Linked DNA regions of Homo sapiens: all the other regions are linked to region 5. Evidence: chromatin contacts called from ENCODE Hi-C or POLR2A ChIA-PET data. All regions are on one chromosome and are shown on one strand. Each heading gives the region's core, a stretch centred on a gene start or an enhancer-like site at or near the end of the contact. The rest is flanking DNA. Distances are from core to core; before and after follow the strand shown. Region 1 overlaps LOC124902266 (a long non-coding RNA gene). Region 2 overlaps STRBP (spermatid perinuclear RNA binding protein). Region 3 overlaps STRBP (spermatid perinuclear RNA binding protein). Region 4 overlaps LOC105376265 (a long non-coding RNA gene). Region 5 holds the start of RC3H2 (ring finger and CCCH-type domains 2).

What was found. A loop is a pair of places that touch in the nucleus more often than their neighbours do. ChIA-PET counts read pairs that join two places held with the same protein, here RNA polymerase II (POLR2A). Pooled maps may share reads with other maps.
Region 1: a loop to region 5 is called in a map with no recorded cell type, with 5 times the contacts of the local background. The contact joins the enhancer-like site here to the promoter of RC3H2 in region 5. A Hi-C loop is called at or near these places in 6 of 168 maps with a recorded cell type or tissue (B cell, CD4-positive, alpha-beta memory T cell, GM12878 and 2 more), 35 of 37 single-sample maps with no recorded cell type and 16 of 50 pooled maps. POLR2A ChIA-PET finds 5 or more read pairs at or near these places in 8 of 52 experiments (CD4-positive, alpha-beta memory T cell, OCI-LY7, activated B cell and 4 more).
Region 2: a loop to region 5 is called in a map of Right ventricle myocardium inferior, with 3 times the contacts of the local background. The contact joins the enhancer-like site here to the promoter of RC3H2 in region 5. A Hi-C loop is called at or near these places in 2 of 168 maps with a recorded cell type or tissue (Right ventricle myocardium inferior and chondrocyte), 28 of 37 single-sample maps with no recorded cell type and 14 of 50 pooled maps. POLR2A ChIA-PET finds 5 or more read pairs at or near these places in 4 of 52 experiments (HepG2, activated B cell, activated CD4-positive, alpha-beta T cell and 1 more).
Region 3: a map of OCI-LY7 shows a loop between it and region 5 (4-fold over the local background). The contact joins the enhancer-like site here to the promoter of RC3H2 in region 5. A Hi-C loop is called at or near these places in 1 of 168 maps with a recorded cell type or tissue (OCI-LY7), 2 of 37 single-sample maps with no recorded cell type and 5 of 50 pooled maps. POLR2A ChIA-PET finds 5 or more read pairs at or near these places in 2 of 52 experiments (A673 and OCI-LY7).
Region 4: a loop to region 5 is called in a map of naive thymus-derived CD4-positive, alpha-beta T cell, with 2.6 times the contacts of the local background. The contact joins the enhancer-like site here to the promoter of RC3H2 in region 5. A Hi-C loop is called at or near these places in 2 of 168 maps with a recorded cell type or tissue (CD4-positive, alpha-beta memory T cell and naive thymus-derived CD4-positive, alpha-beta T cell), 2 of 37 single-sample maps with no recorded cell type and 7 of 50 pooled maps. POLR2A ChIA-PET finds 5 or more read pairs at or near these places in 5 of 52 experiments (CD4-positive, alpha-beta memory T cell, IMR-90, activated CD4-positive, alpha-beta T cell and 2 more).

What each region holds. Positions count from the first base shown.
Region 1 is chr9:123,333,790-123,339,133 of GRCh38, reverse strand. LOC124902266 (a long non-coding RNA gene) reads left to right here. Exons shown (of 2, transcript XR_007061760.1): 2 at 3-1,733. Among named protein-coding and RNA genes, the nearest start is that of CRB2, 20 kb to the left of the region's middle. RefSeq lists enhancers at 1-49, 910-1,069. Within about 2 kb of position 3,758, at least 7 of the 41 ENCODE cell types and tissues checked have a DNase peak (open chromatin) inside an H3K27ac peak, as active enhancers do; they include B cell and OCI-LY7, where a contact is called at or near this core.
Region 2 is chr9:123,223,659-123,228,595 of GRCh38, reverse strand. All of the region lies in intron 2 of STRBP (spermatid perinuclear RNA binding protein), which reads left to right. Among named protein-coding and RNA genes, the nearest start is that of STRBP, 42 kb to the left of the region's middle. Within about 2 kb of position 3,100, at least 3 of the 41 ENCODE cell types and tissues checked have a DNase peak (open chromatin) inside an H3K27ac peak, as active enhancers do.
Region 3 is chr9:123,172,841-123,178,280 of GRCh38, reverse strand. It overlaps STRBP (spermatid perinuclear RNA binding protein), which reads left to right. Exons shown (of 19, transcript NM_018387.5): 5 at 4,439-4,604. Among named protein-coding and RNA genes, the nearest start is that of MIR600HG, 60 kb to the right of the region's middle. RefSeq lists enhancers at 1,996-2,055, 2,776-3,487. Within about 2 kb of position 2,405, at least 4 of the 41 ENCODE cell types and tissues checked have a DNase peak (open chromatin) inside an H3K27ac peak, as active enhancers do; they include OCI-LY7, where a contact is called at or near this core.
Region 4 is chr9:123,316,105-123,321,296 of GRCh38, reverse strand. All of the region lies in intron 1 of LOC105376265 (a long non-coding RNA gene), which reads left to right. Among named protein-coding and RNA genes, the nearest start is that of CRB2, 37 kb to the left of the region's middle. RefSeq lists an enhancer at 3,038-3,147. Within about 2 kb of position 2,321, at least 6 of the 41 ENCODE cell types and tissues checked have a DNase peak (open chromatin) inside an H3K27ac peak, as active enhancers do.
Region 5 is chr9:122,901,933-122,907,650 of GRCh38, reverse strand. It overlaps RC3H2 (ring finger and CCCH-type domains 2), which reads left to right and starts at 2,292. Exons shown (of 21, transcript NM_001100588.3): 1 at 2,292-2,541. RefSeq lists a silencer at 2,188-2,837.

The sequences.
Region 1 (5,344 bases), core at 2,509-5,008, 430 kb before region 5:
AGATAAGGAAACCGAAGCACAGAGAGGCAGGTCATCTGGCTGAGGTCACACAGCCACACGGCGAGAGAGCAGTGAAGCTGGAGTTCCAGCAAGCTCCACCTGGCGAGAATTCAAGCCCTGCCATGGGCCACCTCTCTGGAGGAAGAGAAAGCCAGCTTCAGACTCTGCCTCTCTCAATCCTTATACAAGGCCAGAGAGCGCTTGAGGCTTCCAGGCACTCCTATGCTTACACACCTTCCATGGCTCCCAGCTGCCCTCCAGATAAAGAACAATCTCCTCAGTGTGGCCCTTGAGGTCCTGTGATCTGGCCTCTGTCCACCACCAGGGCCCCCCTCCTGGCCAGATCTCTGAGCCTCGGCCAAGCTGACCTGCTTCTCTCAGGGCCTCAACAGGGCCGATCTCCATCCCTGCTGTTCCCTTGGTCCAGCATGCTGTTCCCCTCTAGTTGCTTCTCCTTACCCTGGGGGCCTCCACTCAAATGCCACCTCCTCCACTGGCCGGACGCTGCCATTAACCTGCTCGAGTGCTCTCCCTGCAAAACTCAGCACAGGCTGGGCACAGTGGCTCATGCCTGTAATCCCAGCACTTTGGGAGGCCGAGGTAGGATGACTGTTCGAGCCCAGGAGTTCAAAACCAGCCTGGGCAACAAAGTGAGATCCTGTCTCTATTTTTTAAAAAATTAGCCGGGCGCAGTGGAGCACAACTGTAGTCCCAGCTACTCAGGAGCTTAAGGCTAGGGGGTAGCTTGAGCCCAGGAGTTCGAGGCTGCAGTGAGCTGTGATCACATCACTGCACTCCCACCTGGGTAACAGAGCAAGACCCTGTCTCAAAAAAAAAAAAAAAAAAAAAAGACCCATAGCACAATTGTAATCATGTGGGTCATTGTGGGGTGGTGAGTCACAGCTGGTGAGTGGCAGAATCAAGACCAGGTCCAGGTGGTACAGCCACAGAGCTGGTGCCCCCAAGTACTCGGCTGCTCACACGGGCCCCAAGAGACCTCCTCACTGGCAAGAGGAAGCCACCTCCTCTCAGAAGAATGAGCAGGGCTAGAGTACAGTGGCACAATCACTTCTCACTGCAGTCTCGAACTCTCTGGCTCAAGCAATCCTCCCACCTCAGCCTCCTGAGTAGCTGGGACTACAGTCGTGTGCCACCACACCTAGCTAATTTTTTCTATTTCTTGTAGAGGTGGAGTCTTCCTATATAGCTCAGGCTGGTCTCAAAATCCTGGACTCAAGCAATCCTCCTGCCTCAGCCTTCCAAAGTGCTGGGATTACAGACATGAACCACCGTCCCCTGTAACTACTGTTTAAGAAAGTAAAAAGATGCAGAAGAAGTTAATCTAATATTTTGTTTAACCCACTATACTCCAAATATCATTCCTACATGTAATCAAGATAAAAAAAATTATTAATGGCTGGGTGCCATGGCTCACGCCTGTAATCCCAGCATTTTGAGAGGCCGAGGCAGGCGGATCACCTAGGGTCAGGAGTTCAAGACCAGCCTGACCAACGTGGTGAAACCCTGTCTCTACTAAAAATGCAAAAATTAGCCAGGATTGGTGGCGTGTGCCTGTAGTCCCAGCTACTCAAAAGGCTAAGACAGGAGAATTGCTTGATCTTAGGAGGCAGAGTCTACAGTGAGCCAAGATTGCGCTGCTGCACTCTAGCCTGGGCAACAGAGCAAGACTCTGTCTAAAAAAAAAAATAATAATAAATAAATAATCATTGAGATATCTTACTTTCTTCCATACTAAGTCTTCAAAATCCAGTGTGTATTTCACACTTGTAACACATCTCAGTTTGGAACAGCTGCATTTCAACTGCTCAACAGCCACATGTGGCCAGAGGCTACTGCACTGGGCAGCACAGTGCTAGACTATAAACTCCATGAGGGCAGGGACCAAGCCATACCCACAATTATTAAATCTAGCATCTGACACAGAGTGGACACTCAAGAAATGTTTGTTGACTGACTAGCTGAATGAAAGAATGAATGAACAAATGAATGAAGGAATGAACAAATGATCTAAGGCCTTCTCAGATCTGAAGCCACACTCCCAGCACAGGCCATGGGAAGGGCATGGAGATGAATTCCAGCCCCACCTCTGCACCCACTTCTCTGAGTGACTGTAAGTACCTCCACTTTTGGGGCCTCAGTTTCTCCAGCTGGTCAATGGCTGGGGGGCTGGACTCTTGTGATTTTTCTGGGCTCTCACTAGAGGACTTTACCCAGAAGATGGGAGTTGGGCCCTCGGTGAAGTTCCCTCCTCCATGCCACCCCATCACCCTACTCTCCCTCCACCTGTAAGATAGGAGATCTCAGGAAAGGCCTCCAGGTGGCCTTCTGTACAGAGTGGAGCCACACCCAAGAGGGGAAAGCTGAGGCAAGGCTTGGTACCTTGGCACAGGCAGCAAGGCCAGGGTGGGGGTGCTGAGGCTTGGCCTCCTCCCTCCAGCATCATCACCCCCACACCTCACATTTGTTCAGAGTTGAGAAGAGAGCAGGGCGGGGCTTATCCTTTCAGTTCTGCAGAGAAGGATAAAAGAGACCGAGAGACATGCCAAGACCAGTCTGAGGTCACATGGGGGGCATGACAGAACTGGCTACTGCCCTAGACCTCTGTTTTTCTCATATGAAAAATGGATACAAAATGTGTCGTCATCCTATCAAACATCAATGCCTCAAATCCAAGCTCCACTACTTAACAGCCCTGTGATCTTGGGCAAGGTTTACCTGGCTGTGCCTCAACATCCTTATTTGTAAATGGGTATCATAATAGTGGCAACCTTGCGGGGTTGTTGAACCATTAATGTGTGAACGTATGTAAAGCGCTCATAAGAATATCTAGGACACTGTGAACGCCATATGAGTGATAGATATTATTATCAGCCTTTATCACAGAGCTGTACTGCAGTTTAAATAAAGGAAGAGGTGTGACCAGGGTTTGCAAACTCTGAAGTCCCCTCTGGAGAGGTAAGCACCTTTTGGCTGCAAAGAATGTTGCAAACTATAAAATGCCGTGTGACTTGCAAAGCACTTTGTAAATGTTGCCGCAGTGAGGAGGCTATTGTAGGTTAGCCTTTCATAATCCAAAAAGCACTTCAAAATCATAAATCACTTTGGGGACCGAAGAGCTCTTTGTAGGGGCTTTCTAGACTGTTGAGTGCTGTGCAAGTCAGAGACAAGTGGCCTTTCAAAGACATGAGCAAGAAGCCGGGGGGGAGTGGGGAGAGAAAGAAACCAGCCCCAGAGAATAAAAACAGCAGTCGTTTTCCTCTGCTCTCGTCACCTCCCGTGCCAGCCAGTGCAGAGAAATTCCAGCAGATCTGCAGATTCCTGCGATTCTGTGCTGAGGCCAGGGAGGCCTCCCTGCATCGCTGACTCAGCCAAACGAGAGGGTGTGAGTTAAGCAGGAATCAGCTCCATCTTCCTTGCTTCTGTGCCTCTTCTTTTTTCTTCCTTCTGCCACAAAGGCAATGAACCTGACACCATTTAAAGATTTCCCTCTTTGGCCTCCTGATGACCTTGCCCTGAGGCCCAGACTTGGGCCTGCTCTGGAGACCCAGCCTGGGATGTCTGCCACCCCCATCATGGAAGGAGTAATAGGGCTGTGAGGGCAGAGGGCAGGTGGGGCCAGGCAAAGACCCTGGGCTCCAATCCCAGTTCTGCTATTTCTCATCTATGACCTCGGGCAAGTTCATTTACTTCTCTGAGGCTGAGTCCCTCAGCCATAACATGGGGTTGACAATGCTCATCTTGTGTGTCATCGTTAGGTGGCCTGGTGTGCATGCAAGTTCTGTCCCTTCCTCTAACTGTAGGCATGAGGGCCTTCTGATAAGGGAGAAATAGATACCAAGGCAGCTTCTACAGTGTAGGGGCTTTGAGCATGAGTTTTCAAATCATAAAAACTTGGGTTCAAATCCTGGCTCTGGCCAGGCCCGGTGGTTCACGCCTGTAATCTCAGCATTTGGGGAGGCTGAGGCAGTCAGATCAGATCACTTAAGCCCAGGAGTTCCAGACTAGCCTGGACAACATGGCAAAACCTAGTCTCTATAAAAAATTTAAAAATTAGTTGGGCATGGTGGCACACTCCTACAGTCCCAGCTACTCTGGAGGTTAAGGATTAATGCCTACAATCCCAGAGTAGCAGGGAGGATCGCTTGAGCCCAGGAGACGAAGTTTGCCATGAGCCAAGATCACACCACTGCACTCCAGCCTGAGTGACAGAGTGAGACCCTGTCTCAAAACAAAAAACAAAACAAACAAACAAAACTTCTGGCTGTGCAACAAACCAGCTGTGTGTCTTTAGGCAGGTCATATTACCTTTCTGAGCCTCTATTTCCTTGACCCATAGGATGAGCATAATAGTCTATCTTGTAAAGTGTTTACAAGGACTTGAGACATGATGCATATGGCATGTGTGGCACAAAACCTGGCACACAATCACAGCTCAATGAATGGTCACGATGATTCCCCCACCTCCCCAGGCTAGTTTGACAGTCTCATTGTATTCCATCATATCACACACGTCTCCTTCAGGTGTTTCCTCATGCTTTCAAGTAATAGATTAAAAGCTTCTGGACCCAGCCAGAACCTGCCACCCCTGCTATTTCTGCAAACCCCCCTGAGATCCCTTTTCCACAGCTCACTCTCCTCTACTCATATCTCTATCTGCAATATGTCAACCTCAATGTGAAACTCAACTCCTTCTTGAGCCTGTCACAAGCCAGGCATGAACAATACATCCTCTGCTATAGATTTCATTAACGGGAGAGGGGTCTACACTGCAGCCTCTCTTCCCAGGAATTGTGGTGAACATAGTCATCTTCGTCCAGTTACAACCATGGGTCTGTATACCCCTTGAGGGATGTGGCTACGTGCCTTGTTCGCTGTTGCTTCCCCAACACCCAGTGCAATATCTGGCCCCCAAGAGGCAGATCTAAAACACGCGGTGAGTAAATTAATATACGACAGGGAAAGACGCTCTTGAGCTGGGGGAGAATCATGTGGTTGTCCAGTGCCCTCAGCTCTCAGGTCAGTTTTGTGGCAAGGGGACAGATTTGGTCCCCGCTGCAGTCAGGAAGAGGCTGATACTGATGTGTGTCCATTTCAGACCTCAGAAATAACCACCTGCCCAATACAGTCTTGGCCTTTTCAAGGTTCATGTGCCTATTAACACTTGGGGATCCTTCTTCACCCTCAGGTCTGATGCTTTCCCATCAGCAATTGTCACCAAGAGTGACTAAGACACAGGACAGTGGTTCCCCAAACCAGCTGCACATCAGAAGCCCCTGGGAAGCTTTGGAACACCAGAGCCACTTGGAGGTCAGGTTCCCCCGAG
Region 2 (4,937 bases), core at 1,851-4,350, 320 kb before region 5:
AGTTCACAGTCCTCATTTTGTTTGACCTATGCCCAGCATTTGACACAATTATTCATTCCTCCGTAATACACTTTATTCACTTTTGGCTTCCAGGATACTGCATGTTGTGTGCAGCTCCCCCTGTCCCCCAACCCCACACACACATTTTATTGGTCAATCCTTGTCAGTTTCCTTTGTTATTTACTCCTTTCTCTCCTGCCTTTAAAAATTGGCGTGTCCATTGGAGATCTTTATCTAGACTTACACATCTTTAAGTACTATCCTTGAACTGGCTCCCAAGTTGATATCTCTAACCTAGATCTCTTCTTTTTGTCCTTCCGAGCCATGTGTCCAGCTGCCTGCCCACCAGGATGTTAGACATTTTAAATGGAACATGTCTAAAACCCAACTCCTTTTCTTTCTTTAAAAATATGTGCCACCCATAGGTCTCCCCATCTCTGATCAAGGCAATGCCATCCTCCGGTTGTTTAGGCCAAAACCGATGGAGTTAACCTACACTCCTTTTCTCACATCCCACATCCAATCTGCTAGGAAGTCTCGTTGACCTCACCTTAAAATATCTGCAGTGTCGTAACACTTCTTACCATCTCTGCCGTTGCCATTACCCTCGTCTGATTATCATGTCTCACCTGCATCGTTGTGATGGATTTCTAATTAGATCCTCTGCTGTATGTTTACCTCCAACAGTCTAGCTCAACACAGTAGCCAGAATAATCCTTTAGAAATATGTCAGATCAGGCCGGGTGCAGTGGCCTGTAATCCCAGCACTTTGGGAGGCTGAGGTGGGTGAATGACCTGAGGTTGGGAGTTTGAGACCAGCCTGGCCAACATGGTGAAACCTTGTCTCTACTAAAAATACAAAAATTAGCCAGGTGTGGGGTGCATACCTGTAATCCCAGCTACTTGGGAGGCTGAGGCTCAAGAACAGCTTGAACCTGGGAGGCGGAGGTTGCAGTGAGCCAAGATTGCACCACTGCACTCCAGCCTGAGCGACAGAGTGAGACTCTATCTCAAAAAAAAAAAAAAAAGAAAAAAAAAAAAAGAGAAAACAATAAATATGTCAGATCATATGCATTTTCTGCTCAAAACCCTGCATTGCCTCCCTGTTTCACTCAGTAACAGCCAAACTAGGCCCTACTTCATCTGACCCTGTTACCTCTCTGACCACATCTGTTGTTGTTATCCTTTGGCTTACTGCATTCACCTCCTTGCTCTTCTTCAAACAGGTGTGTGTTAGACTCAGGGCCTTTGCACTTGATGTTCTTTCTGTTGGAAATGTTCTTTACCATTTTCAGATCTCCTCAAAGCTCACCATATTCAGTAAGCTTACCCTGGTTACCTTTAATTATGTAACTTGCTCCTCCTACATTCTGGATTCTCCTCTTTTAAATTTTTGCATAACATTTAACATTGATTGAGTACATTATTGACTTATGTTTATGATTGCCGTGGTTTGAATGCGTCTCCCAAAAAGCATGTGTTGGAAACTTAATCCCCGCAGCAACTTGGGGAGGTGAGACCTAGTAGGAGGTGTTTAGATCATGAGGAATTTACTCTCACGAATGGATTAATGCTGATTATAAAAGAACTTGAGGCTGTGAATTAGATCTCTTTCTCTCGCTCATGTGATGCCTTCCACCATGTTATGACGTGGCAAGAAAGCTCTCACCAGATGTGGCCCCTTAGTCTTGGATTTCCAAGACTCTAGAACCATGAGCCAAATATATTTTTATTCATTATAAATTACCAAATCTGTGGTATTCTGTTATAATAGCATAAAATGGACTGAGACAGTGATACATTGCTCTTCCTCCCCACCCCGCCACCCCCTCACTCCCCAACACCGCTAAGCTGAAGCTCCATGAGGGCAGGGATTTCTGTTTTGTTTACAGATGTAACCTAAAGTGTCACAGTGCGTGGCACATAGTAACCATTCAAGATATATTTGTGGAATAAGTAAATGGATGGCTGTATGGCAGAGGTGGGGGTCTGAGGCAGGCCTTGAAAAATTTTGATTAGGTTTTGGGGAGAAAAGGACAACTTAGTTTCCCTTATCTTTCCCAATCTTCTCTTTTCTGTGCCTTTAGCAAGATCTCTTTAACCTTCAAGGCATGGCATCTGAATTAGAACCTGAGTTTGAATCTGCTTAGTATATATGTGACCTTGAGGAAGATTTCTGGCCATTCTTGAGTCCCTTTTAATAATAAAAAAGTCATTTTTATTGACGTATACTTTGAATATAGTAAAATACATTTTTTTTGAATATACGGTTCTATGAATTTTGACAGACTTAGTCATGTAACCACCATCAAGATATATCCATTACTACAAAACGTTCCTTTCAGTGCCATGTAGTCAGTTCCCTCTCTTCACCTCCTGCTCCTGGAAACCATTGATCTGATTTCTTAAGTGTGACTCATTTTTAGTCAAACCTCTTTCATTTAGCCTCTGTGCTTTCGAGATGCATCTGTGTAATTGCATGTATCAGGAGTGCATTTCTTTTTATTGCCCAGAAGTATTCCAGTGTATGGATTTACCACAGTTTATTCATTTACCAGTTGATGGATTTTGGGGTTATTTCTAGTTTTTGGCCATTATGAGTAAATTTGCTATAAACATTTTCATTTCTGTTGGGCAAATACCTTGGGTGTGGGAGCGCTGGATTGTATGATAAGTGAATTTAACTTTATAAAAAACCACCAAACTGTTTTTCAAAGTTATTAGCTTTTTTTCACATTTATCAAATGGGGTAATAGTCAAGACTTTTAGTTGTGAGCAACAGAAATTGAGTCTGGGAAAGGAACTTATGAACAGGGTGTTAGGTGGCTCACAGAATCTCTTGGAGGGCTGGAGAAATAGGCTGAGAAGTTAGCATCCAGGAACAAGATTCTAGGCACAGACGAGGTTGAATCGCCAATACCATCAGGGGGTGCTAGACACTGTAGGTAGAATTACTGTCTCTGGAAACTGGATGAAGCTGCTGTGCTTGCTGCTTTCACTTGCCAGAATAGATTTTCTGAGGACCCAGCTTCTTTGAGTCATTTGCTTTTGAATCACCATCTGGAGGTAGGCGCTGCCTCATAAGGTGGGGGATTCCCCAAACATAGGAAAGAGGATTCAGATGTGGGGCTGAAAAAGGAAATAACACGTGTATACCACAACCTCCAGAGGTGGCTGTGATTAGATAGAATAATTTCCATGGTGTCTAGGAACTTACTAGAATATAAATGCTAGTTTACTTTTCTGTTTTCCTTTTTCCCCATCTGTCTTTTGTAAGTAAAATTTTTGTTAAAGTGTAAAACAAACTACATAAATCATAAGTGTGTATAGCTTGATGAATTTTCTTGAAGTGAATTCATCCTTATAACCGGTACCCAGAAGAAATAGAACGTTGCCAGCACCCAGAAACTTCTCCCGTGTCCTCATCTTCATCACTGCACACTCCCCACTCCACCACTGAATCACTGGTTTTGACTAGTTTTGCCTGTTTTCAAACTTTATGTAATCAAAATTGTGTGTGTATGGTTTCTTTCTTTCAGCATTTCTTTCAATATTTGTGGACTTCATTTTTTGTTGATTTCATATTGTTTCATTGTGTGAGTATAACACTATCCATTGTACTATTGATGGACACATAGGCTATTTCCAGTTTTTGACTAATGCAAGTAAGTACTGCTATGAACATATTTGCACGTCCTCTGGTTTAAATATATATGTTTCTCTAGGTATGTAACATGGAGTGAAACTAATGGGTCATGGGTTCTGTGTATGTTCAGCTTTAGGAGAGTCTGCTGAAAAGTTTTAAGTATCTTTTTTTCACTTTCCACTACTACCAGCAGTACATGTAAGTTCCAATTGGTCACTTCTTTTTGACATCTTCCTCTGTTTTCAATAGGACTTTGTACCCCAGTATAGTACTTGTTTGAGTCTACCTAATCAGTTACAAGTATCTCTTTCCTATAATGTTATTAACTCTTTGAGGTGGGATTTCTTGTTTTGTCTTTCTCCTCTTAGTATCGAGTACAGGCCTAGAACACGTAGTAAATGCTCCGTGAAAGTTGCGTGAAAAGATGAATCGTGAGTATGTCTGTGGGTGGGAATTATCTTGGCATTTTTTAGAACAGAGAACTCACTGGTCTGACTGGAATTAGAAGTGATGGGAACAATGGGTGATAGGATTGAATTAAGTCAGGTGAAATCTGATTCAGGAGGTAATAGGTAGCCCTGTTTAGTTCCTGAACTGCGAGAGAGTTAATGAAAGCTGTTTTGTTCTGTGAGTGAAGAATTGTGTTTTTGTTACAGGTGTGTCCAGCTGTTAGGAAATAGTTACAAAAAAGATTTGGGCCCATGATTGGAGACAAGATTAGACAAGGCATGAGTGGGTGTGAATTTGGTTAGCTTAATCTCTTAGTTTTTAGTTTCTTTATAAAATGGGGCTCCACCTTGTAAAGATTAGAGCTAATATATAAATATGAGTAGATGTTTTCTTTTTTATTCACTGTGTATTTTGTTTTGTGGCATTTGAATTTTGTGGAACTCGGAATTTTGAAACATGTTGTGAAGTGTAATTCTGCCAGTGTAAATCCATGTGGAATTTTTCTAACTATAGCATCTCTGGAGCACCTTGCGTACTCTTCTTTGCTTCTACTTTGTTGCTCTACTCTAGCACCTTTGGTTCTGCCTGTGTCAGAAGTAAAAAATAAACCATTAATAAAGTGGCTTCTTGCCTCTGAGAGCTTATCCCGCAAAGAAATGTTGAACTGTTCCCTGTAATTTCTGTTAATTATAAAGCACATATATGAATATAAATAAATACTAAGAATCAAGATTTTTAGTGGAAGAGGAAAAAAATCCAAGAGGTTCATAAAAAAAAATTGTAACGTTGAATTGGAATTATCTATATGAACTCATGCTTTTGTGTTTCTTTTTTCCAATTT
Region 3 (5,440 bases), core at 1,156-3,655, 270 kb before region 5:
CTCTATGAATAAAAACATTGCTTTGGCTATAATTTGTAAGTGAAAGAGGTTACAGAATTTTTGCAGCTTTTAACTTTAAATCAGTGTGATAAGTAAATAATAATAGGAAAGTATTGATAAATGGATTTTCTTCACTGAAAGATAGTATAACTTTTTTTATCTTCAGATCAAAGATAATCAGTGTGTCAGTTTTATTGCTGAAGAGCACAATTTTTTTAAACTATTTACAGGCAGTTTATACATTGTGTCTGGTCATGGTCTTGTCACTGAAGGTTCTTGGAAATGTGTAATTTTTCTCATATATGATGTCTGTACAAATGTTACTGTTAGATTTGGAATTCATGTTCATTAGTAATGTTATCTAATTATTTAGTTCTATATGTATCTCAGCTCCTGTGCAAGTTAAATAGTCACGTATTCCAGATTTAAGTTGCACTTTGCTACATGTTTATGTCATGTTAAAAATTTTTTTATTGTGGTAAAATATATAACATAAGATTTGCTATTTTTACTAATTGTAAGTATACATTTCAGTGAAGTTTATGTCTTTTTAATACATTTTCTAATTTTGTTTCTTCTCAAGCCTGGCATATTTTGGAAAGCACTCCTATAGACTTGCTTAACTGGATGAGGTCTGTGATTTAAAGACTTGTACAGGATAATATGCTCCATACTTTTATTTGAAGTTTTATTTTTATTTTTATTTTTTTAGAGATAGGGTGCTCTGTTGCCCAGGCTGGAGCGTAGTAGTGTGATCATAGCTTATTGTAGCCTTGAACTCCTGGGCTCAAGTGATCCTCCTACATCAGCCTCTTGAATAGCTAGGACTATAAGTGTGTGCCATCATGCCTGGCTAATTTAAAAAAAAAGAATTTCGTTTGGAGAGACAGAGTCTTGCTGCATTGCCGAATTTGGTCTCGAATTCCTGACCTCAAGCTATCCTGCCTTGGCCTCCCAAAGTGCTGGGATTACAGACATGAGCCACCATGCCAGGCCTGGATTTTATACTTCTGTGTGTGGATGCTCTTGGTTGTCTATGTACAGTCTTTCCGTTTTGTGGAACAGTCCCTGGGTGAGCCCTTGCCTATGATCCTTCCCATGTGGTGGAACTCAAGGAGTGCAGAATGAGATTCTATTCTTATATCAGAGGCTGGCATGTATTCCAAGGACAGAGTTGTGTTCTGGTAATAAACATATATTGTGCACCTGGTGAGTGTTAACCACTCTGAAGGACACAGAGATGGGTGGGGGGTAGCTTGTATTTATTAAGCAATTAAGCATTTTCCATTGCCAGGCACGGTTAGGCAGCTTTTACCTATGCTGTCTTAATTTAACTTAATGCTTTACCTTTTTCAAAATGGATTCAAAAGTCAAATAACTTATACAAGGTCCTACAATATGTATTATTAGGAATATTAGAATTCTGTTTTTAATTTTAAATTCACATATAGTAAATTCAAATACATTGGGTTGCTTGCTTTACAATAACTGCTATGTTCCAATTTTTAAATTGAAATTCAGAACTGTTTGAATTAGGAATTGATTTTTTGCTCAATCATGCTGTCTTCTACCTGTGGGCTGATAAGACCAAGTATATCATAATTATGGTTTAGAATTTAATAACTGAGCTAATAACAGCTACTGTTTATTGAGTGCCAACTATTGTACCACATACTTTTCCTACTATCTTGCAGCAAATCTACCAGTCTCTAATATTATTATCTTCCTTTCTCCACTCCTGTTTTACTTGTGAAATTTCCTGTGCTCCAAACTTGCTTATAAAAAAAAGAGTGACTCAGAATCATTAACAAACTTTAACTTGCTTAAGGCTACTTAGTAAATATGTGTGGTTGAACCAGGACTCATATTGAAGTTTCTCTGACTCCAGATCCAGTTTTCTTAGCATCTATTCTTCAGTTTCCTGTGAATAACATGTGAAAGTACAGAGCAGGGAGAGACGATGATGTGCTGGTTCTGGAAATCTGCAAAAGCTCCATGAAGGAGGTAGCACTTGGAATAGGCTCAGAGGATGGATAGGGGTAGGGTTTTGGCATGTGGTGAAAGTGAAAGAAAAAAATAAATCTCAGCACCGATCTAGGTATGAGAAAGTATAGAACTGTTTAAGGAATAATAACTGTTGTTTATTGAGCTGTTAATATCTGTTGGGCTCTGGCCAAAGTTTGTTAACATATATTCTCACTACCACTCTGTGAGAAAGGTATTATTCCTGTTTTACAAATGAGGAAGCAGGCTCAAAAGAAGTCAAGTTATTTGAAATTTGTCCAATGTCACACAGTAAGTAGCAGAGCCAGGATTTGAACCAGGAAGCGATGTCATTTTCTAAATTGCTTTCCAATATGGTAAGTGTCCAAGTGTTCAGTGGGACACCAATGAATTAGTAGGTAGAGTGTTATCCAATCAGCGCCTTTGGAAGATTATTCTGGTTGCTGTATACAGTACTTTGGAGATGACAGAGGTCAGAAAGGCCAGTAAGGAGGAGGTTATTGAGGTGGTCTACGTGAGAGGTAATAAAAGCCTGAAGAAACTGGTTTGCAAGTTTGATGGTGATTATAGAGGGATAATTTATAAACCATTACAATATTAGACTTGGAAGAATGAGAGGACAAGGATACAGAGGAAGAAGAAATCAAAGATGACTGATTCTCTATTGTTAATATCAGACAATTGCCTACACTTGGTCACCTGCTTTAAAATGCTTTTTATTTCTATATTTATACCACCTTTAACATTTTTCATTGATTTAATGTTTATTGAATCTCTATAAGTGTGCCAGGCACTGAACCCATGGCTGGATTATTTATCTTCCTTTCTAGTTTCCACTGCCACAATTTGTTTCTCTTCCTTCTCCCTTTCCATTTTATTCTCAACTCTGCTGATTCTTGCCCAACTCTGCTGATTCTTTGCTTATAGCTAGAATGACTGTTTCCCATCTAGGTAGATCAAGATTCTGCTGAAGTCAGACTTTCAGTTTGCCTTGCTTGACATCTCTAATTTTGACCTCTCCCTTTTCTGAACTTGGGAAGCAATCATATAATGTAAGGGACCTGAATGTTGTGGTCAAAACAACTTAGGTTTGAATTTAGGCTTTGCCATTTTACTTTCTTGGTGAACTTGAACAATTAACTTTTCTGAGGCTCACATTTCTTGTCTTGCAAATGGAGGCTTGTGGTGAGATTTAAATGAGAATATGTGACACCTGTTTGTGCTCAGATGTTACTTTCTCTTCCCCTTTTAAATAGGGCACTTAAACTGTTACTGCTTTTGTTGCTTAACTACAGAGTAAGCCTCAGGAGCAGGAGAGACTGTAACTCCTGTAAATATGTTTGCCATACCCAAACACTTGCTTATTTGTTGAAAGACGGTTAAACTTAGTTACTATTTTCATTTGTGATTAAGGGAAATGAACCAATAAGAAACTTTTAGAATTAAAATCAAGGATAGATGAGCACCTTTCTTATGCACCATTTATGACTTGATTTCTTTGAGTGTTTGCTCTTTTAGCTACTCCTGGATTTGGAATGCATATGCTGGCAGTTTATCTTTCCTTCCTTAGCTCTATACTTTTATCACATTTTTCTGCTTTCCCCATAAGCTGATATAGAAAGGGAGGCACTTTAGAATGATATAGTTGGGAGGAACTTTAGCTCATCTAGCCAATAGTCATTTTACTGTTGTGGATACTGAGTCAGCAGGCACTACGAGTAGAATCCAGGTCTTTTAGATTTCTGTGCTGATGTTCTTTCCCAATATACAGTGGTATTCATGTTCCTCACAAATTGCCTAATTACTACTAACACAGAAGGAAGTTTATTTTTATTTTTTGAGACAGGGTCTCATTCTGTCACCCACGCTGGAGTGCAGTGGTGCAAACATGGTTCAGTGCAGCCTCAACCTCCTGGGCTCAAACAATCCTCTCTCCATTGCTTCTTGAATAGCTGGCACTACAGGTGCATGCCACTACACCTGGCTAATTGTTTTACATTTTTTGTGGCAACAGGGTGTTACTGTGTTGCCCAGGTTGGTCTTGAACTACTGGGCTCAAATGATCCTCCTGCCTTGACCTCCCAAAGTGTTGGGATTACAGGCATGAGCCACTGCACCTGGCCAGAAGGAAATTTAAAAGAACAATTTGAAAAAATATTTAAGAGAATACAGTATTTTTGAGTTTTCTTAAGCAATATAAATGTAGTAAAGAATTACAAGATCTGTAGTATGAAATACGTTCCCCATTGACTCCTTGAGGGAAGATAGATACTTTATAAGCCTCAAATCTGAGGCTTAATTTTGTGGATACTTGGATGTCTGGATTTACATACTCCCTTATCAGTTTGTAAGAGTATTCAGGAAGCCAAGTGATGATTAAGTTATAGTTTGGGAAATAGGTTGTGAAAGTAATCATGCAGACTTTTATTTTTAGGGATCAAGGTGGTCGGACATTGTGTGGTGTAATGAGGATTGGCCTGGTTGCAAAAGGCTTGCTGATTAAAGATGATATGGACTTGGAGCTGGTTTTAATGTGCAAAGACAAACCCACAGAGACCCTGTTAAATACAGTCAAAGATAATCTTCCTATTCAGATTCAGGTGAGTACAGTTTAACTGCACCTCTAGGCGAATTTGTAAAAAGGTGAAATAGGTAGTGACTTTGAAAAAATTATTAACCAGAATTGCTAATAGCTAATAGGATAGACACAGACAAAATGAGTACTGCTACTCTGGGTCAATGACTAATTCATCACAGTTAAAGCAAACTTCTGGTGATTTGTACTCAGGATATATTTACCAAATTAAGATGGCCATTAAGGTACCATCTTAAACTTTTCCGTTGTATCTTGCTGAGAATCTTCATTTTTTCCAGGCTAGGTCTCACCATTATAAAGTTCTTGGAAGGGTTGGTATACTGCAGAAAAGAATTGGAAGATTGAAAACAGCCTAGATACTTTCTAGCGACTAAGAGACTTTCTTATCAACGAGAGACTTTCATAGATAGTAATTTTTAAAACTGAAGACTCAGTTAATTTGCCACCTCTTTGTTCTGTTAATGGAAATTACTGTTTATTTCTTGTCTCCAAACCTTTTTTACACTGGGATGCATTTAGAAAAATATGATGCTGGCATGTTCCCTGGAGGATGCTGCTGAAGGCTGAAGGCTCCTCAGGGATGAAGGTAACCATTCTGGGGTTCTGGTCATTCTAGGACCTGCCCTGCCAGCCTACCCCAAGGACTCATTGCATCACTGATTGGGAGTCTGTGATCATCTTCAGTTTCAGATGCATATTGTCTGTGGTCCAATTAAATTACAGCTTTTGATAATTTTATATTAGTTTGTCTTCATATCAATGCCACAGAAATAGATGTTGGCCTCTAAGTCCAAACTTGTGAATTGTTGAATGCTCCCCACCACCACTCACTTTTTAAAA
Region 4 (5,192 bases), core at 1,072-3,571, 410 kb before region 5:
TGGAGAGCAGTGCCAGGGAAAGGCCCCTGGGCTTCCGGTTCCTGGGAGACACGGGGGTCTGGGAGCAGAGGCTATGGAAGGTAAGACTCGGGGGCTGCAGATTCTTGAACCCATGCTTGGACCCTCTCAGCACGGGTCCAAGAATCTCAACATAAGGGAGGGGTGTGGCACAGGGGCCGGCCAAAGATTAACTGGAAGGTGTCACTTCTCTGGGGAGAAACCACCAGTGCCTGAGGAAGGGGCCTGGAATTGAGTCCCTGATCAGTGGGGCCTATAGGGGCCTTCACCTACAACCGCCAGGTGTCAGGCTTTGAGCTCAGCCCACCACAGCCATGGGTTACAGGAGGGGCACCACACAATCTTCTAGCCAAGGGTCAGTCCAGAGACAGCTGTGTCCTTCTTTCTTCTCCTCAAGCCCCAACCCTAGGGGTGAGCCCAGAGAAGGGGTGTGAGTGTGTGTGCGTGTGACCTCTGAACTCCCCAAAACACACACACACTCACACTTCAAGCCCTTAGAGCTCCCAGCCCAGCTTGCCTTGCAGAGGAAGAACTAAATTTTGAAACAGATCTGAGCCTGAAGGTTTTTCGTTGTTGTTTGTTTTGTTTTGTTTATTTGTTTTTGAGGCAGAGTTTCGCTCTTGTTGCCCAGGCTGGAGTGCAATGGCATGATCTCGGCTCATTGCAACCTCTGCCTCCTGGGTCTGCGATTCTCCTGCCTCAGCCTCCCGAGTAGCTGGGATTACAGGAGCCCGCCACCACGCCCAGCTAATTTTTGTATTTTTAGTAGAGACGGGGTTTCACCATGTTGACCAAGCTGGTCTCAAACTCCTGACCTCAGGTGATTTGCCCGCCTCGGCCTCCCAAAGTGCTGAGATTGCAGGTGTGAGCCACCATGCCCGGCCTGAGCCTGAAGTTTTAAAATTACCAGGTCTTAACTAGAATAAGACTGTTCTTATAGCCAAAACCATCTGAAAGAAATGGAACCCAGGTGTGGTCAAAGACACATAACTCCCAGCCAGGCAGAGGGCTTCATGGAGTCCTGTTGGTGGCAGTTACTAGAAAAATAAAATTGTGTCATAATTGGAAACCTAAGAGCTGAAGGTCCTCAGCTGTTTACAAAGTAAATACAAAAGCAAGAGTGGATTTGAAGGGGGAAAGATTGTTGGAGATAAGGGTGGAATGAGGTTTTATTGAGAGGTTTTAGACAGAGGGACCCAGGAAGTTCTGACACCATCTTTCCCTTCACTCTTCTCTGCGCAGTCCCCAAGGAGCCATCTCTGCAGGGAACAGAGAATTGAAGGAAACAGGTCCCTGTGCTGTCAGTTGGGTTTCTGTCCTCTGTCCCATGCCCTTCCTAGGTTGACTTAAAGCTCAGGATGGCCTCTCCCTCCAAGGCCAAACCAAATCTCAGGATCCCCTCACCTTGCGTTTTCCCGGGGAGCGGGGGCCATGGCTTCCACAGCACGGTGCGAAGGCAGCCGAGAGGGAGAGCCCAGATTGGATGGAAAGGAAGAAGAGCACCAGCATGAGGCAGAGAGGCGCGAGGCCAAGGGTGGGGTCGGATTCCTGGGAAGCTGGCTCCGCCAGGGGGCTTGAGGTCTGGCGCATAGCTCTCCCCTTTGCGGGTGAGGGTTGGGGGACGAAGAAAAGAGCACTTGTCACCTTTTGCTCCCTATCCCCAGGGAGGCAGAAGAATTCAATTTGGGACCCCCTGAATGTGAGGGTCTGTGGCACAGCATGGGGTGAAGGATGCCAGATCAGGGGCTCCCAGGAGAGAACTCAGGGAAGAAGCTGGAACTCTGGTAGTTGTCAGGATGCAGGTGACACTGCAAACCTCGGAGGGAGAGCATAGAGGGAGAGAAGCGGCAGCAAGAAGAACAAACGGAGCCTGGGAGAAGCCGACACCGAGGGAAGGGAGCAAAGCTAGGAACTCACCTAAGAGCTCTGCAGCTGGGAGATCTGACTCCTGGCTGTCTTCCTGGCCAGACCTCCCCTCTGGCAGCAGACAAGATGCATCTCTCACCAAGCCTGCTGCTCTGGGAAACCTAATGGCTTTTGAGTCTGCCCAGGTGGGCAGCGGGACAAGTTTACCTCCCTGCTTCCTGCCATCTCCCTCTCGCCGGCTCTGGCTGCTGCTTCGGCTGCTTCTGAGGCAGCCCCTCCAGGCCCAGGCTGCCCTCCCATTCCAGGCCCAGTGCTCCAGACTTTCTCCTCATCAGAGTTTACCAGCCTGGTCTCATTCCCTCCTCCCTGTCCCTTGCCAAGTTCTGCCTGGCTCCCTGCCCCTCTCTTCCCTTCTCCTTAGAACAGGAGCCAATTGAGGCCTGCCTTCAGAGTCAGCTCCACGCCAAGCCCTGGGACCCTTCCATTAATGGCAGCAAAGTCAGCCCAGGATCTGGGAGCCAGCATCAAGGACCCTCCCCTTAGAAGTTCATTTGACTGTCCTTATGCCCCAGTACCAAAAAGAAGGTTTTTGCCTCCAGAAACTGAGACCCAAGGACTCCAAGCCGCTCTCTGGCCTTTTTCTTGCATATATCATCAGCCCACCCCATGCCAAACATACCCCAGAGTCTTCATCCTCCAACTCCAGCCCAAGGGGAGGCATGGGGGCGTAGAGAGGTAGCTGATGTTCCCAGGGTTTGGGGCATCAGTTTACCACCTTTGTGTAATCCATTTGTCAGCTGGGGCCTCCCTTCCTCTTGACTATTTCAAAAATATCAGTTCAAATGCATATTTCACACCCTATGGAAGTGTAACACTGTCCCCAATATTTCGGAGAGTTCTGGAATGGCTTGCCTTTTCATACTCCCCTCTGCATCAGAGCTGCAGCTTCTGCTAAATTCGTTTAGTGTCTGGCTTGGGCCGCTGACCCAGGCCTGCTGTTTCATTTTGACACAGCTCTGACTGAGACGTGGAACTCAGCCAGCACCTTCCTCTGTTTCACCAGAAACCCATCTCAGAAGGTATTTGTGTACAAAGCAGGCAGAGGGAGATTTAGGGAGGTCAGAAGGATGGTTTTAAGAAGCGCTGCAATTCATATACCTTCCAACGAACACTGGACAATCCTGTTCTTAAAAGTTCTTTTGTGGCCGGGCGCGGTGGCTCACGCCTATAATCCCAACACTTTGGGAGGCCAAGGTGGGCAGATCACCTGAGGTCAGGAGTTCGAGACCAGCCAGGCCAACATGGCGAAACCCCATCTCCACTAAAAATACAAAAATTAGCTGGGTGTGGTGGCAGGTGCCTGTAATCCCAGCTACTCAGGAGGTGGAGGCAGGAGGTTGCAGTGATCTGAGATCAAGCCACTGCACTCCAGCCTGGGCAACAGAGCGAGACTCCATCTCAGAAAGAATAAAAATAAAAAATAAATAAAAGTTCTTTTGTTAACTCCCCCTTCAGGAAGTTTTCCCTGGCACCTTTACCTCCCATGGCACCACAACTCCCAGCCTCCTCAGGCTTTTTCCTTCATCCTTTGTGCATCTCTCTCCCTTGAGAGGCAAGACAGTGCCGTGGTTAAATGCAAGCGTTCTGCTCCCACATGGCCCGACTGTGAACCTGGCTCTGCTTTTTTTTTTTGAGACAGAGTCTCACTGTCGCCCAGGCTGGAGTGCGGTGACGCAATCTCCGCTCACTGCAACCCCCGCTCCTCCTAGGTTCAAGTGATTCTCCTGCCTCAGCCTCCTGAGTAGCTGGCATTACAGTCACCCGCCACCACGCCCGGCTAATTTTTTGTATTTTTAGTAGAGACGGGGTTTCACTATGTTGGCCAGGCTGGTCTTGAACTCCTGACCTCGTGATCCGCCCATCTCAGCCTCCCAAAGTGTTGAGATTACAGGCACGAGCCATCGCGCCCGGCCTGGCTCTGCATTTTATCAGCTGTGTGATCATAGCAGAGTTACCTAACCTCTCTGAACCTTAATCACATCTGCAAGTGAGGATAATAAAAGTTGAAGATAGTAGGTTGGTGGTGAGGATTTCATCAAACAGTTATGGGAAACACTTAGCACAGCGCCAGCTCCACCATGTTAGCTGTTGCTGCTGTTGTTCACCCCTTCAAATTCTTCCCATACCCTTTCCCAAATCCTGCCCGTCTTTGCCTATTCGAACCCATGAAGAGGCAGGGTGTGGTGGCTCACACTTGTAATCCCAGCACTTTGCGAGGCCAAGGCAAGAGGATCATTTAAGGCCAGAAGTTCAAGACCAGCCTAGGCAACATTGCGAGACCTGCCTCTCTCTGTCTCTCTCAAATTATATATGTAATATATAATTATATATAATATATGATATGTATATTATATTTATATTATAATATATTATATATAATATTTATATTATAATTATATTATATATAATGTTTATATTTTATAGTTTATATAATATTTATATAATTATAATATATAATTATATATTAATAATTATTAATATGATAAAATTATATTAAATATGTTATATATTATCTATATTATATTATATTAATATGTTATCTATATAAAACATATTTAATATAATTTTATAATATATAAATATATATATTATTTTAAAATACAAGCCCATGAAGAGCTCAGAAACAGGAGGTTTCAATGCACAAGACTGGCCCTCCTTGTTGAGGTTGTAAATGGGCTCTGTCACTGTCACATGTAAATGGGCTTGAGAGGGACTTCACATTCGTGGACACTAAAAACATGTCATGCCCTTCCTTCCTCTTTCTCTGCACCTTCCAACCCCCATCCCCACAGCGTTGAAAGCAAACAGCCATGACCAACAGCAGGGGAGTCGGCCTGGACTTTGCCAAACTATTAGGAAAGAGGTGTTGTCTTTCAGGGGTTTTTATGTAAGCCTGGAGTTACTGGGGGCCATCTTTTCTACCTCATGGGAAAAACCTAACAAATAATGAAGCCAACGCAAAGAAAAAGAAAAAGAAGTGCCTTTTGTTTTGTTTTGTTTTGTTTTTTTTGAGATGGGGTCTCATTCTGTCACTCACACTGGAGTGCAGTGGCAAGATCATAGCTCTTTGCAGCCTCGAACTCCTGGGCTCAAGTGACCCTCCTGCCTCAGCCTCCCAAGTACCTGGAACTACAGTCATGAGTCACCACCGCATTCAGCTAAAAGACAGTATCTTGGTGATATCATTTGAAGCCCTAGATCCAGCCATACCTGAATTCATACCTTGAGTTTTCCAATTATATGAACCA
Region 5 (5,718 bases), core at 1,043-3,542:
ATGAAAACCCTTCACTAAAAATACAAAAATTAGCCGGGCATGGTAGCGCTTGCCTGTAATCCCAGCTACTCGGGAGTCTGAGACAGGAGAATCCGTTGAACCTGGGAGGCAGAGGTTGCAGTAAGCCAATATCGCACCGCTGCAGTCAGCCTAACTGAGGGAGCAAGACCCCATCTCAAAAATAAATATGGTGACCAGGACACCTTTGAAAAATCTCGGATTATCAGAAATATATATTCTTCTGTCTAGTGAAATGTAAATATATCCAGTAGAATAGAAAAATTTGGCCTGGACTGGTGGCTCACGCCTGCAATCCCAGCACTTTTGGAGGCCGAGGCAGGCGGGTCTTCTGAGGTCAGGAGTTCAAGACCAGCCTGGCCAACATGGTGAAAACCCGTCTCTACAAAAATACAAAAAAGAAATTTAGCCGGGCATGATGACGGGTGCCTGTAATTCCAGCTACTGGGGAGGCTAAGGCAGGAGAATTCCTTGAACCCAGGAGGTGGAGGTTGCAGTGAGCTGAGATCACACCATTGCACTCCAGCCTGTGTGACAGAGTGAGACTCCGTCTCAAAAAAAAAAATATGTACATATATGTATATATAATGTGTATGTTTATATGTGTATATATACTTATATGTATCTATATATGTGTATATATATTTATATGTATGTATATATGTATATATGTGCATATATGTATATATGTGTGTATATATATATATACACAGTAGGGTGGAAAACAAATATGTACATGTAAATTACCTATCACTGTCCAGTTGAAATTACTGAAACAATTATTGGTTGTTAACAGTTCTCTAGGCCTGGCATATGTTTCATAAAGAGAAGAGAACGAAAAAGATAATGTGTGGAAGAAACGTCTTCGATGTGGCCAATGAATCTTTTTTCAAAAACACTGATTTTTGCCTGTCATTCAGACAAATATAATAGGTAATAACTATATATTTTGTTAAAACTGTAGAAGCAACCTTTCCATATTCTAATTTATCGTAGGTTTACTTCGATATTTTTGTTGTTGGGCATCTGATTTCACATTGGAAAGTGCCTTGAGTTTAATTACAAGTCATGGTCATTTTTTTTCTTCTTTTTTTTGTTGAGACGGAGTCTGGCACTGCCCCCCCGCCTGGCTGTAGTGCAATGGCGCGGTCTCGGCTCACTGCAACCTCCGTCTCCCGGGTTCAAGTGATTCTCCTGCCTCAGCCCCCCGAGTAGCTGGGATTACAGGTGCCCGCCACCACACCCGGCTAATTTTTGTATTTTTAGTAGAGCCAGGGTTTCACTATGTTGGCCAGACTGGTCTCTAACTTCTGACCTGGCGGTCCACCCGCTTCGGCCTCCCAAAGTGCTGGTATTACAGGCATCAGCCACCGCGCCCGGCGTCATGGTCATTTTCTAGCCTACATTCTTTAGTTTCTCATCAGTAACAAGGGGTACATTGTATCTGTCTTCTAGGATCACTTTGCTAATTAAATGAAATGTAAATAAAACTAAAATATTTAAAATTAAATATCACCTAACACAGGACCTGCCTGACACATACTAAGTAGTTTATAAATGTTAATTCTGATATCCCTATTCCAAGTCTGTTTCATCTATAAATTATAAACTGTAAGAATAATTCTTACCTTAGTTCGCTGTGTAAAAAGCTTCAACAAATATTTGAGATATGATGCCAGAATTTGTGCTTAAATTTTTTATTTTTGCCAGCTTTTGAGGAGCTCAGAGCTTTCTTCCCCCCCTCCCCCCCCCACTTTGGACTCTTTGTCTAGAAACAGAGTTTTCTCTTTAATAAAGAAGTGAGATGTGGAAGTGCCTGCCAAATACATGTTTTCTTCTTGTTTTTGTAATGGGGAGATTACTTGACATCTTTGTAAAGGGATTGAGGGATCCTGTCGGCATGTCATCACAGGAGTGTGAAGAAGAATGTGACACAGATGTATCAGATTCTGCTCAATGGATTCCACGCTTTTCACGAAGGGAGTTAAGACACTCGCTCAAACCAGCGTCTAGGAAGCCGGCTCAAGGCGCAGATGAATGTGCAGGGAATTTCCCATCAATCCCTTCGGCTTGCCTAGTCCTTCTCACAGTACCTCCCACAGTGCTCCGGGGCTCCCTTGTCACGTGATCGGGGTGGATCCGCTGAGGCAGAGGGAAGTTGATTCGCAGTTTGGGTGGCTGGGGCTACTACGCTTTCCTTCCAACTCCCGACTCCCGGGCTTGCGTAATCTCGCGTTAAGTGGGGAGTAACTTCTCGCGAGAGCTAGATCGGGATCCCTCCAGGTCCGCCTCCGTGGTGAGGAGGAGGAGGAGGAGGAGGCGGAGGTGGAGGGAGGAGGAGGAGGCCCCGTCGCGGCCTTCGCCGCCGCCAACGGGGCTGTCCCTGTAGCTCCCGATGGAGTTTGAGGTCGTGAAACCTCCGCCGAGCTCTGCCCCGGCGAGACGAGGCGCCTCCGTCGCCAAGCCGCGCCGTCGCGGGGCTCCCGGGAGCGGCCCTTAGCGACCCCGCCCGGGCCCCCTCAGGTAGGGCGGGGGCGGGCACGATGCGGCTCGGGCCCCAGCCCGGGTGCCTGGTCCCCGGCGGTCGGGCGGGAGACCAGTCTCAGCCCTGGGGCCTGTGCGCTGTCGCCCCTGGTGCCTCGAGGGTTGGGAACTGAGGGCCGCACCTGACACTCGGATGGAACCCGGGCCCTGCGGAGGCCCCTCTCTCTGGTAGGGCTTTTTCGATGCGGAGCGACCGGCTCAAATGGCCACCTTCCTTCGACACTGGCCGAGCGGACGCCTCTGACCCCTAACGAACCCACCCAAGCAAAGGCCCGGCTTCACTCTCCCTTTTCTACACCAGTTAGTAAGGGGGTTTGGAAGAGGTCCTCGAAACCAAGTCTTCTCCTAGCTTTTCAGCTTTCTGCCCTGGGGCTTCCCGAGACCCTAGCGTAGAGGGTGGTGGAGGCGATCTGAGTGGTAAATAGGAACCCCGGCCAAACAATGCCCTGGGAGGGCTTAACCTCCCAGGATGGGGACGGCCGGACCTGAGTGGTTGCACAGGGGTTGTGGCTAGGAGCAATGGCATGAAACACAGCCAGGAAATTCTGCTATGGCTTTCTTCTTTCCCTCTCTCATTTTTCCTTTTTGGTGTAGCCTCTTGAGGAGACTCTTCCACCATCTTAGAAGAATGGTAGAAAGCATCTTTGTTTCCCAGAGAAGCAGCTGTACTTTTTTCTATCCTTAGCTTTCAGGATGGGAGAAGATGAGGGTAGCTGTCATTTCCATCCTTCAAATCCCAAGGCAGCCGTTTAAGATACCGGCAGATAAATCCTTCACACCAAAATTGACTCAAGTAATCACTGGCATAAAGTAAATCTAATCCAGTGATTTATTTATATTTTCATAACCCTTGGGTTCCCTTTTTAATTCCTCCTCTCCCCTTACCCACGGCCTTCCTTTTTTTCATTTCTACTCTCCCCCTACCCATTGTGGGTGGGTGAGTTTGTATCCCAAATAAAGTGCTTTAAGTAATCTTTTTTCCAATTTTGTATTGGCCAAACTTTTAAGTTCCAGTAGGAACTTTTGGTTAACCTGAGAAAGCTAACGTTGCTATACCACAGTGGTATAAAGTCACTCAAAAGCAAAGAAACAAATGTTAGCCAGTGCAGCCTTTTAATGGTTAAACATACAAACTTAGTTAAAAGCTTTTTACGATATTAAGAATATTAATAGATTCTCCTTTTTAAAAAACCTTTTAGCTGTCTAAAAAGCTATACCACTGTTGTAGCTTCACATGCCTTTCTTACGTTGTTTACTTCCACGTTCAATTTTTGAAGAAATAGAGGTCGTTACATCCTGTTAAAGACTGCTTTTCAATATTGACATTTTCGTTGATTTGGAGATTAATGTTTTCAAAATTTTAGAGTTTGGAAAATTGCTAGGAGGACAGAATGTGAAACATATTCTAGTTACGTTTAGAAAAAGCAGATGTTATAATTCAAACAGGCACTTGTTCTATGAGGATTTAATTACACTCGTGTTCATTAGTGGATCCTTTGAGTTACCCCTGATCTGTTATTTCTGTTGTGGTAACCTGACATGTAAGAAGACTTACGTCCTTTGTTCATATATTTTTGTTAAATCATACTCTGCTTTTGTAATTTGCTGTCTTCCACTTTGAAAAAACCAAAAATTTGCATTTTGGCAAAGCATTCTTCTTTACACTCAGGATTTTATATTCAAAAGTTGAACTTCTACATTGTTTGCAATAGCTAAGAACGCTAAAAAAAACTTCATAACAAGGTTTTAGTAACTACTTACTGTTTAGTTTGTACCGTGTTGAAGTTTCACTTTTTAGTGATGGAAAAAGGAAGCATGGGTAAAATAAAGCTAGCTGAAAATTAAAAATAAGTTCATGTTTTGCATCCAGTCTCATGAATGTTATGATCAGCGTCTCTAATTTTACTAAAGCTTTAAGTGTAAGTGTGAGTTTTACCTCAATTTCCTGATAAAAGTTCTAAGTATTACTTTATAATTTAAATATTCTAGAGTTGCACTGTCCAGTACTAGCCAGTGGCCACATGTGACAGTTGAAGATTTGAAATGTGGCTTCTGTGAATTGAGATGTGCTTTAGGTGTAAAATACCAGATTTCAAAGACTTAGTACCAAGATTTTTTTTAATATCTCAGTAATTTTAATATTGACAACATGTTGAAATGATATTTTGTATAAACTGGGATAAATAAAATATATTACTAAAAATAATTTTAGCTATTTTAACTTTTTTTTTTTTTTTTTTGAGACAGTCTCTCTCTATCACCCATGCTGGAGTGCAGTGGCACCATTCGGGTTCACTGCAACCTCTGCTTCCAGGTTCAAGCAATTCTCATGCCTCAGACTCCTGAGTAGTTGGGATTACAGGAAGGCACCACTACACCAGGCTAATTTTTGTATTTTTAGTAGAGATGGGGTTTTGCCATGTTGACCAGGCTGGTCTGGAACTCATGACCTCAAGTGATCCACCCACCTCCCGCCTCCGCCTCCCAAAGTGCTGGGATTACAGGCGTGAGCCACCACGCCTAGCCTCTTTTAACCTTTTTTAATGTGACTACCAGAAAATTAAAAATTACTCGGATTATAATGGCTCACATATTTCTATCGGATATTACTGTTGTAGATCAGCATTACTCTTCCAAGAAATATGTTAGTGGAATAAAAGTAGATGTATAAAAACCCAAAACTTCCAGATAGATTATCCTGTTACAATCAGAATAATTAAAGAGCTAAGGACTTTGGTAATATGAAGGATGAAGTTATCCATTGGCTATGATTTGATAGGCAGAAGTAAGTTCTATCTCAAAGAAAGTATTTTTCTCGTCATCACTAATATTAGTTATACTTGTTAAAATAGAAAGTTGGCTGGGCGCGGTGGCTCACGCCTGTAATCCCAGCACTTTGGAAGGCTGAGGCGGGTGGATCACCTGAGGTCAGGAGTTCGAGACCAGCCTGACCAACATGGATAAACCCCATCTCTACTAAAATTACAAAAAATTAGCTGGGCCTGGTGGCGCATGCCTGTAATCCCAGCTACTCCGGAGGCTGAGGCAGGAGAATCGCTTGAACCCGGGAGACGGAGGTTGCAGTGAGCCGAGATCGCGCCATTGCACTACAGCCTGGGCAACAAGAGCGAAACTCCGTCTCAAAAAAAAAAAAAA